3 separate regions of the Homo sapiens genome follow, and all the other regions are linked to region 3. Evidence: chromatin contacts called from ENCODE Hi-C or POLR2A ChIA-PET data. All regions are on one chromosome and are shown on one strand. The core of a region is the stretch at or near the end of the contact, and the rest is flanking DNA. Distances in the headings are between cores, read along the strand shown. Region 1 holds the start of CHROMR (cholesterol induced regulator of metabolism RNA). Region 2 holds the start of FKBP7 (FKBP prolyl isomerase 7). Region 3 holds the start of AGPS (alkylglycerone phosphate synthase).

Region 1 (3,063 bases), core at 408-2,907, 1.0 Mb after region 3:
GAAGTTATAGACTGCCAATCTCTTGGACCAGGATAATAGAACTTTATGAACACAGAGATTAAAGCCTATTTAACCACAGTTTGCCCATGATGGTAACTTTGATCAGAAAGAATCTCACAAGCTGGGACCCAACAGGACCAAGTAATCCATGTCATGATTATTACACGTTATCAGCCTTCCAGGGAAGTGGAATTTACAAGCTTTCCCTTTGGCATGGGGCCCAGGTGATGGCCTCCTATTGAGCAGAGTCCCCAGCAATAATTACCCTGCATGTCAAAGGCCTCATTTCCCCAAAACAGTAAACCATAAAATGTAGCCCATATTCTCTCCATGTATATCACTCAATATCACACCGTAGAGGCATATAACTGATAATATTGCCTCTGGCCCATGCCAAATTGCAAGTGGTAGATTTTTTTTTTCCTTCCGAATTAAGAAACACAAGATTTACCCCTTTTCTTGGAAAAGTGTTAAGAGTCTAGCACCCCCAATAACTAGGGTCTACAAATGTCTAAAAGTTATTAATCTTGGTCTGTCTTAACTACCAATTCTCTTAATTTGGGTAACCTCAATTTTGTTGTTGTTTTTTTTTTTTTGAGACAGAGTCTCGCGCTGTCGCCCAGGCTGGAGTGCAGTGGCGCCATCTGGGCTCACTGCAATCCCCGCCTCCCGGGTTCAAGCAATTCTCCTGCCTCAGCCTCCCTAGTAGCTGGGATTACATGTGTGCACCATCACACCCAGCTAGTTTTTGTATTTTTATTAGAGACGGGGTTTCATCATGTTGGCCAGGCTGGTCTCGAACTCCTAACCTCAGGTGATCCACCTGCCTCTGCTTCCCAAAGTGCTGAGATTACAGGCGTGAGACACTGCACCTGGCCTGGGTGACCTCAAATTTTTAAATGAAGGGATTGGAGGTAACATCTAGGATTTTATCTAGTTCTGTCTTCTATGATTCAAACCCCAAATTCTCCACTGCAATGACTGCTTCTGGAATAAATATTCCTGGTTGCCTGTCTCTGAAAAAAAGCTCTCACATAAGGCTAATGAGAGGCGAAACTAAGGCAGGATCTCTCCTTTCAAGACCACATAGTCAGGGTTGTTTAATAAGCACACAAAGTAGAGACATATTTACCCATTCACCATGAAAAAACACCCCTATAAAAGGCCCAATACCTGGGCTTAATAGCTTCATTTCTTGTGTGATCTTGCAGTGTACATCAAAAAATTAACAAATAACATCCAGTGACATGATCTTGGCTCACTACAACCTCCGCCTCCCGGGTTCAAGCGATTCTCCTGTCTCAGCCTCCCTAGTAGCTGGGATTACAGGCATGCACCACCACACCCGGCTAATTTTGTATTTTTAGTGGAGATGGGGTTTCTTTCTCCATATTGGTCAGGATGGTCTCTCTCGAACTACCGACCTCAGGTGATCAGCCCGCCTTACGCCTCCCAAAGTGCTGGGATTACAGGCGTGAGCCACCGCCCCTGGCTCCCCCACCGGCAATTTCTAAAATGTATCGGTCTCCTCCCAAGCCCTTGTTCCTTCATCCCCCACCCGGGGCAGATTCAGACAAGCATTTATTTTAGTTCCTAAGCCGCGCGGTGCTCCCAGCTTCCGCGCCTCTGGGCGGCCCACACCCCTCCCCATCCTCTCCTCCGCGCCGCCGTCTTCGTTGCTCTTGGGTGGCCGCGGCGCCCGCTCCCTCTGAATTCGCCGGGCAGGGATACAGCCGCCCGGGGCCTCTTGCTCGTGCTTGGTTTTCCGGACCTTGCTTCCTAAAGGGTCTTTAGGGGTTCCCGGACTCCTCCGCCTGGGAGCCTCTATCCGCCTGGGAGCCTCTATGCGCCCCGCAAAGCCCCCGGCAGAGCCGAGGGGAGGCTTCATTGGCGACCTGGTGGGGCCTCGCGGCCCTGCTCCCTGACGTCAGCGCCGCCGCGGTGATTTAACAGCTTTTGTTTTGGGCAGAAGAACCTATGGGCACAAAAAGCAGGAACGAGTAGCGGTGGCTGAAGAACGAGCAGGAGCTTGAATTTCAGTTTTCTTATGAGGAATTTTCCAGAAAAGATATCTTCACTGTGAAATAACTAAATAAATGCCCACTCAGTACAGTAAGTATTGATATCGTCCTATAGCATTTGGCTAGAAAGTGGTGTCAATAGGGTTTTTCCTTCAGACTTTGCAATACTGTTCAGAAGGGCCAATGCCAATCCTTCTGTGAGGAAGTTTTTTTCTTCCTAAATATGTTAATTGCCTCAACTTGGACTAACGGTCACACTTGTGAATATGAGTGTAAGAAACAGTTTATTTCTCACATGTATGAAAAGGAAATTTTCTTTCATCTATCTCAGGCCCCTATTCAGCGTAAAATCAAGATTATTTAACTTGCAAGATTAAACAACGACCTTATTTCAAATGAAATAAAATTCAGTCTGATCAGAAACCCCTTGGAGCAGTTTATATTAACCTAATTATCTTTTTACTGCAGTAAGTTAATTGAGGATTATGGAATGCATCTAAAAAGCAGTTATATTTACAGGTCCCAAAATTAAATGCTAAGGAAAAGCATTTCTGCAAACCCAGGTAGTACGGACAAACCGAAGGGAGTTTTATTCTGTCAAGTTTTACTCTAAATTCAATCGTTGATCAGCTAGATCTCGGCTTGGTTATTCTTGGAGGAGCTGCCTTGCAAATGATTCCACTCTGAGCTCGCCGGCCACAGTAGCGTGAAATGGATGGCAGTCAGTTTCCTCTTCCTAAGACTGGGTGTGGTTTCTCTGGGCAGACTACACAGTGGCGACTCTGGCGGGATTTGAGGAGCCTGGAGAGGCCCACCACGTGTGTGTCTCCCCCTAGTGACCAACGGGCTGAAGTTCCTGTGGTTAAAGGCAATTGCTGATTTTGTCATTAGCAGGAAGGTGAAGCTCAACGACCTCCTGCGTGTACAGCACCATTCTAGAAGCTGGATGTGTTTAAAGATATGATGCAATATGTACCCAGAAGGCATAAGACTAGATCACTAGGGTACAAATTAAAATATCAAGTTGCATACGCTGAGTATG
Region 2 (2,814 bases), core at 291-2,790, 1.1 Mb after region 3:
ACCATAGCCTTCCTTTCCGTATGCAAATGAAGGGGGTATAACTACTTTTCGCTTTTCTCCAGGGCACATATCTGTCATAGCAATGTCTAGGCCTTTTATGACTTGCCCAACACCAAGAACAAACCATTTGGGGTGGCCTTCATTTTGTGTCCGGCTATAACAAAAAGCAATACTTAAGTAAACTGATTTCAAGAAATCAAACTTGAAAATACAGCTGGGCATTTAAAATTGGAGTCCTCTCTAACCATCATTCCCATATAATCACTCTTTCTAAAACCCTTAATGGGGTGTTTGACTCAAACTTCCCTATAATCACCAGAAAGAAGTATGATTTGCCCAAAGTTAATCATTAACAGCCATCTCATTTTTTAAAATTGTTATCTTTACAAAAACTATTCAACAGTTAACTTTTTAATGGGTCTCCAGCCCCTAACTAGGTGCATGGCTTGTACAAAGAACTCATTTAACTCCCTGGGTTTGTTGTAAAAAAATGATAGGGCAGTTTTAGCCTCAAAAAGTCATTTTAATAGTAATTTAAAATGGTATATTTTCTTATTAAATTCTAATGATATAATTTATTAAATTCTTATTAAATTATAAAATTGTATAAATTCTTATTAAATTTCTCTATTTTATTCTAAATGGATGGAACTGTTTTTCCCAGTCCTATCTTTACAGGGTAAAGAAAAGATTCTCCCTCTGAGTAATAAGCCATCAATTAAATCAGAGTAGGCACCAGGTGGAATGAGGGAGCAGGGCCCACCAGAAGTCACCAGGGAAGTAACTGTTTTTCTTGATAGAAAGTGGCCACAACCTATAAAAATCGTGCTTCTGAAGGCCAGAATTAAATCTCTTTATTCCATGTATTCCTCCGTAAAGACTCAATACTTCTGGCAAGGGAAAAATGTGAACATCCTTATAGGCAGAACCTTGATTTAATTCTGGAGGTCCCAAGGGTAATGGTGGTGGTTGATGTGTGTGTGGATGTATCGTATTTTTGATAATTTATTGCCACAACATTTTCAATACTTTAAATAAAAATATTCAGTTTATTAGAGAAACACTGCCATATAATGTGATTTTTTTTAATGAATAAAGGGCTCAACTTTTACCGTTAAAAAATAAAACCCCAACCAACCAACCAATGAGGCTTCCGCTTGGTGGAGGCAGGCAAGATTTTGTGCAACTGGACGCACGGGCAGCTCGCAGCATTTCCTACCTGCAGTAGAATTTCGAGCCGTCTTTAGCCAGGTAGCCGTCATAATGGGCATTTAGTAGGTCTCCCTTCTTGCTTGTCTTAGAGCAGTTTTCTGGACGATGCAAAACTTCTATTTTCACTTCTTCGGTGCTCTCCTCTTTCTTTTGTCTCTGAGCAGTAAAAAGGCCCCACAGATAAAAGAAAACAATGAATCTGAATAAGAAATGCATGGTTTTTGGCATCGGCTCCAGCAGAACACTGCTCTCCCTCCCGCGTGTCACTCGCGCCCCGTGGATGTCCCGCGGCCGAGTTCCGACGCGTGGCAGGCGTTGTCCTGCGTCACAAAGGGCCGGGGCGGGGCCATAGATGCGGCCCCGCCCTCTCATGGCCCCAACCCCTCCGCCTCCCGCAGCGGGCTCAGCGCGGTTAACGCTGTTTCTAGGCCCTCGGGCTGGCTGTCCTCAGTCTTTAAGATCGCAACGCACACTCGCTCCGCTTCTTCTCGCTAAACCCGCGTATTTTACAGCAGGTTTCCTCAGGGTTCGGTGACAACATTCGCATTTTCTAAAATGAAACTGGCATAAGACGAAATAAACAGCCTGGGATGTCGTAGAGTCAGGGAATATGGTTGTCATTTCTGGAAGCAAAAGGCTTCTAAGACCCCTAGGGAACGAGCAGATAGATACTGGGGGGAGGGAGAGGCATGCTGGAAAAGGAGCGTAAAAAATAGGCTGGCGGTGGCTTTCTGGGTGCTTCGGAGGTGTCCTTGAAGCGCATTCTCAGGTCGGAATCTTGCATTCAGAGGTTCCAGGCTGAGTCGCACAACCTGAAGGCCAGCCCGATGCAACGAAACTGCGGTACCGCAACTCCTCTGCCTGGCTGCAGGCGTTTCCGAGAGCCGACCTCCACAATTCAGCATCCTCCGCTGGCTTGCATTTCTTTTCCCCGCCACTCGGGGCCGCCCTTGATTCGAGGGCCTCTGGTAGTGCGGGGAATGTTCTTTTGACTTTTTTGTACCATCCCATGGGATACGTAATTGTCCACATCAGTCAAGAAAACTTGAGTATTGGGCATGTTGTCCCAATCTCACAGCTAATACGCAGCAGGGATTTGGTCAAATCTGTGTGACAACACCACTTCACCACCAATTTTAGTATGAAAACCTTTAAAATACACAGAAAGTTGAATTCTACAGTAAACTCTCCTACACCCACCATCTGGATCCTGTCATTGAACTATATTATATTTATTACATATCCATCCATCACTCTATCCATCCATCAATTCGCCTTGTTTCCAAGTGAATACCCAAAGACTACCCAAACCAGAAAACCAGCAAAGGCCTTCTGCATTCGCCTGGATTAAGTTCTGGGAGTAGAGGTGCTATTCTACCTCGGTGATGCGAAGAAAAGCCGCAGCACTGAGCCTGATTGATGTGCTTTGCTTAAAGTTTGCAAAATTCCATAAACCTGAAAATTACTGTCGATTATGCAAGATGACAATTGCGTCCAAGCAGGAGTTTCAAAAATCATAAAAGCTAGGGGGAAGTCCCCATTTCTAGACTAAAATTCCGAAGTCGAGTTCCATGTTTTATATTCTAAATAAAATTGTGGCTA
Region 3 (3,035 bases), core at 457-2,956:
CCAGGAGTATAGTTTATAATTAAAGTGAAAATTTATTTTAGAAAGTTCAATTTTAGAATCTATAAAATAAAAAACAAAAACCCCAAGCCTACGTAAGTAATTTTAACGTAAAATGTTAATGGCCCCAAACTCTAATGGTGGAATAAGGACAATAACATGAAGTATATGATATTTGAGATAAAATATAGCTATTTAAGAAAAGCTTCTTACTCTCCTTGAGCCTTCATCTATAAAATAAGGATAATAAAACTGTGTCATTGTGTTACTGCAAAGATTGATTAAATAGATACGTATAAGATGCCTAGGTTATGGCCATTTTTTATATTTAACAAATTCCTAATTCTTTCTTGTTTCTACAACTGTACTAAATTATTTTAATAGCTGCAAAAGTATTTTAACATATTGACTAACCATTTCTCTGTTGCTAGACATTTGGACTGTTTTCAATGGTTTGGTATCTCTTCGTATATAAATTTCAGAAGACATTCGGACCTCCTGTAAAGGCCAGGTAATACATATTTTGGGGCTTCTGGGACCACATAAGGTCTCTGTTGCATATTCTTTTAAAAAATTTCTTGTTTTCTTTTAACAACCCTTCTCAAATACAAAAACCATTAGCATGAGGGCTGTGTAAAAACAGGCCACAGACTAGAGCTGGCCCTCCAACAGCAATTTGCTTAGCCCTTAATTGAGAGTTTTTAACCAGTCTGGGCCTCTTTGGAAGTTCACTCTAAAGGCATAATCTCAATTTTAGAAGCTGGCAACACCCAAGAGAGCAATTGTTAGTCTCTAGTCCCATGGATGTGGTGTTCTTCAGATTCCTCTGCCAATATTTTTCTTGTTAGGAAAGCATGATGTGAAAGTGGTGACAGGATGGAGAATGACAATGGCCAGTGTATGTGAGTTTTTGTCTAAGCTAATTCTTATGCAAGACACCGGCTGAAACAGGTGAGGAGCACTTTTCACGTGCTATCTTCCAGAAATGAATTCAATCTGTAAATAACTGAGATGTCTTCACAGCTCTTGGGTAATTTTTGTCTGTAGCAATAAGAAACTTTATCTCTATTAAAGTTAGGAAGGGGTTAGGATCCAGTAATGAATGAAATGAGAACTTAAGTTGCAACTCAGTTTCTGTACTTACTTGTGATCTAGCATTAAACACAGTGCCAGGCACGAAATAGGTGGTGAGAAATAAGAAAATGATAGAGCTATTTGCTCTAATGGTTAGAGGCAATGATGGTCAGCTTTGAGTTACTTTGGTGACCCCGCAGGGAGGAAGAGCACAGGTGGAACATTAGAATCTCTTTCAGGAAAAGGATGCCGCTGGATCCATCAGGTCCAGTAGCACTGCCCATTTCTCCTGCTCCAAGGCATCTGCCCTCGAAAGCCCCCAGGCCACACCCGAGGACACCACCCAGGGTTCTAGGACACCTCGAGGGCGGACGTGGTTTGGCTCTCGGTCCAGCTGGACCGGGCTGGGCCAACCGGGAGTCAGCTCGAACTCACCTGCTTGGCAGGTGCGCGCTTCCCGAGGCGTGACAAGGGAGCGCCGGCGCGGTGGGTGGGGGGCAGAGAATGTGAAGCTCCAGACGCATGGCACCCGCCGCCAAGTCGCCGCGGTGGCTGCCGGGATGCGCCGCAGCGAATGGTCGCGCCGGGCGCCGCTCTGAGTGACCTTTCACCCGCGCCCAGCGGTTCCGGGCGGCAGCACAAGGCGGTAGCCATGGCGGAGGCGGCGGCTGCAGCGGGTGGGACTGGCTTGGGCGCGGGCGCGAGCTACGGGTCTGCAGCGGACCGGGACCGGGACCCGGACCCGGACCGCGCCGGGCGGAGGCTGCGGGTTCTCTCTGGCCATCTGCTGGGCCGGCCCCGGGAGGCTCTGAGTACCAATGAGTGCAAAGCGCGGAGAGCCGCGTCGGCGGCCACGGCAGCGCCCACGGCCACTCCCGCCGCGCAGGAGTCGGGCACCATCCCAAAGAAGCGGTGAGTAGCGGTATGTGGAAGGAGTTAGCGTCGAGGGACCAGGCCGGGCCTGTGCTGCAGGAGGGCACAGGCGAGGTGGGAAGGGAAGTGACACGGGTGGGCGGAAGGCATCCCGGTCCCTGAAAGTAGGGACCCACCTCTCTTTCGAGAGAGTGGACTAGACCCTGGATTCTGTCAGGAAGGGGGCGGGATGGGATGGTGGATTTTGGTCACTATGTGAGGGTAACAGGCTTGAAGAACTCTCGTTGGAGAAGGGTTTAAAGGATTCCTTTTTCCTGAGCTTTTAGTGCCAGGAATTCATTTTTTATCTTGAATTAATACTTTTGGTGCTGAGGTCTTGGAATGGGTAGCAGAGGTTCTATTTTTCTCCGAGGAGATATAAATTTGTACTAGATGATAGATCATAGGAATCTCTCTCATTCGCGAAAGCCTGCTGTGGGGGAAACTGGTGGTGCCCTGGAAAAAGGTGCTGACTGGTTTCTGTGGGGTAAGTTCCACTTGCTTAGGATCAAGATGTATTGACTTTGAGGGAGGAAACCGATGAATGGTAAGAAGCCATAAACTGCAAACACTAGCTAGTGGTTTAAGGTGTGGTGGTATAGCTACTGAGCTCTGTGTAACCAGAAGCTAAAAGACAAGAGTCTAACCGATGAGGGATGTTTGTAAGAGATCTTGACTTTCGATGTTTTTGGAGAAATCTTTTTTTTTTTTTTTGTATTTTTAGTAGAGACAGGGTTTCACCGTGTTAGCCAGGATGGTCTCGATCTCCTCAATCTCTGATGAAGGCTATTAGGAGAAGCTACTTTCTGACGTGTGGCTTTGTCACCGTGGATAAATGGATAAACCGAGAGTGAAAAAAATAAGTAGCTAATGTTTAAAGTGTACTTTTAAGTGTGCCAAAGTGTGCTAAATCCTTTGTTTCTTCCCAAGCTATGAGGTATGTGCGGTTTTCTCCCATTTTACAGATGAATAAATTAAGTCTGCTGGAGTCTTAGCAGATATGCTGTGTGACAGGTTAGAATTTGAAAGCACATCAAATTGACTTCATGGCC

The links. A loop is a pair of places that touch in the nucleus more often than their neighbours do. ChIA-PET counts read pairs that join two places held with the same protein, here RNA polymerase II (POLR2A). Pooled maps may share reads with other maps.
Region 1: a pooled map shows a loop between it and region 3 (7-fold over the local background). The contact joins the promoter of CHROMR here to the promoter of AGPS in region 3. A Hi-C loop is called at or near these places in 6 of 50 pooled maps. POLR2A ChIA-PET finds 5 or more read pairs at or near these places in 2 of 52 experiments (T-cell and activated T-cell).
Region 2: a pooled map shows a loop between it and region 3 (8-fold over the local background). The contact joins the promoter of FKBP7 here to the promoter of AGPS in region 3. A Hi-C loop is called at or near these places in 5 of 50 pooled maps. POLR2A ChIA-PET finds 5 or more read pairs at or near these places in 2 of 52 experiments (A549 and CD8-positive, alpha-beta memory T cell).

What each region holds. Positions count from the first base shown.
Region 1 is chr2:178,412,002-178,415,064 of GRCh38, forward strand. CHROMR (cholesterol induced regulator of metabolism RNA) reads left to right here and starts at 1,658. Exons shown (of 5, transcript NR_110204.1): 1 at 1,658-2,112. RefSeq lists enhancers at 1,422-1,997, 1,827-2,026, 2,528-2,787, 2,575-3,063.
Region 2 is chr2:178,477,060-178,479,873 of GRCh38, forward strand. It overlaps FKBP7 (FKBP prolyl isomerase 7), which reads right to left and starts at 1,541. Exons shown (of 4, transcript NM_181342.3): 1 at 1,220-1,541; 2 at 3-154. The coding sequence starts at 1,440.
Region 3 is chr2:177,391,067-177,394,101 of GRCh38, forward strand. AGPS (alkylglycerone phosphate synthase) reads left to right here and starts at 1,707. Exons shown (of 20, transcript NM_003659.4): 1 at 1,707-1,983. The coding sequence starts at 1,724. LOC100130691 (Putative uncharacterized protein FLJ44553) reads right to left here and starts at 1,625. Exons shown (of 9, transcript NR_026966.1): 1 at 1,507-1,625. RefSeq lists a silencer at 1,707-1,926.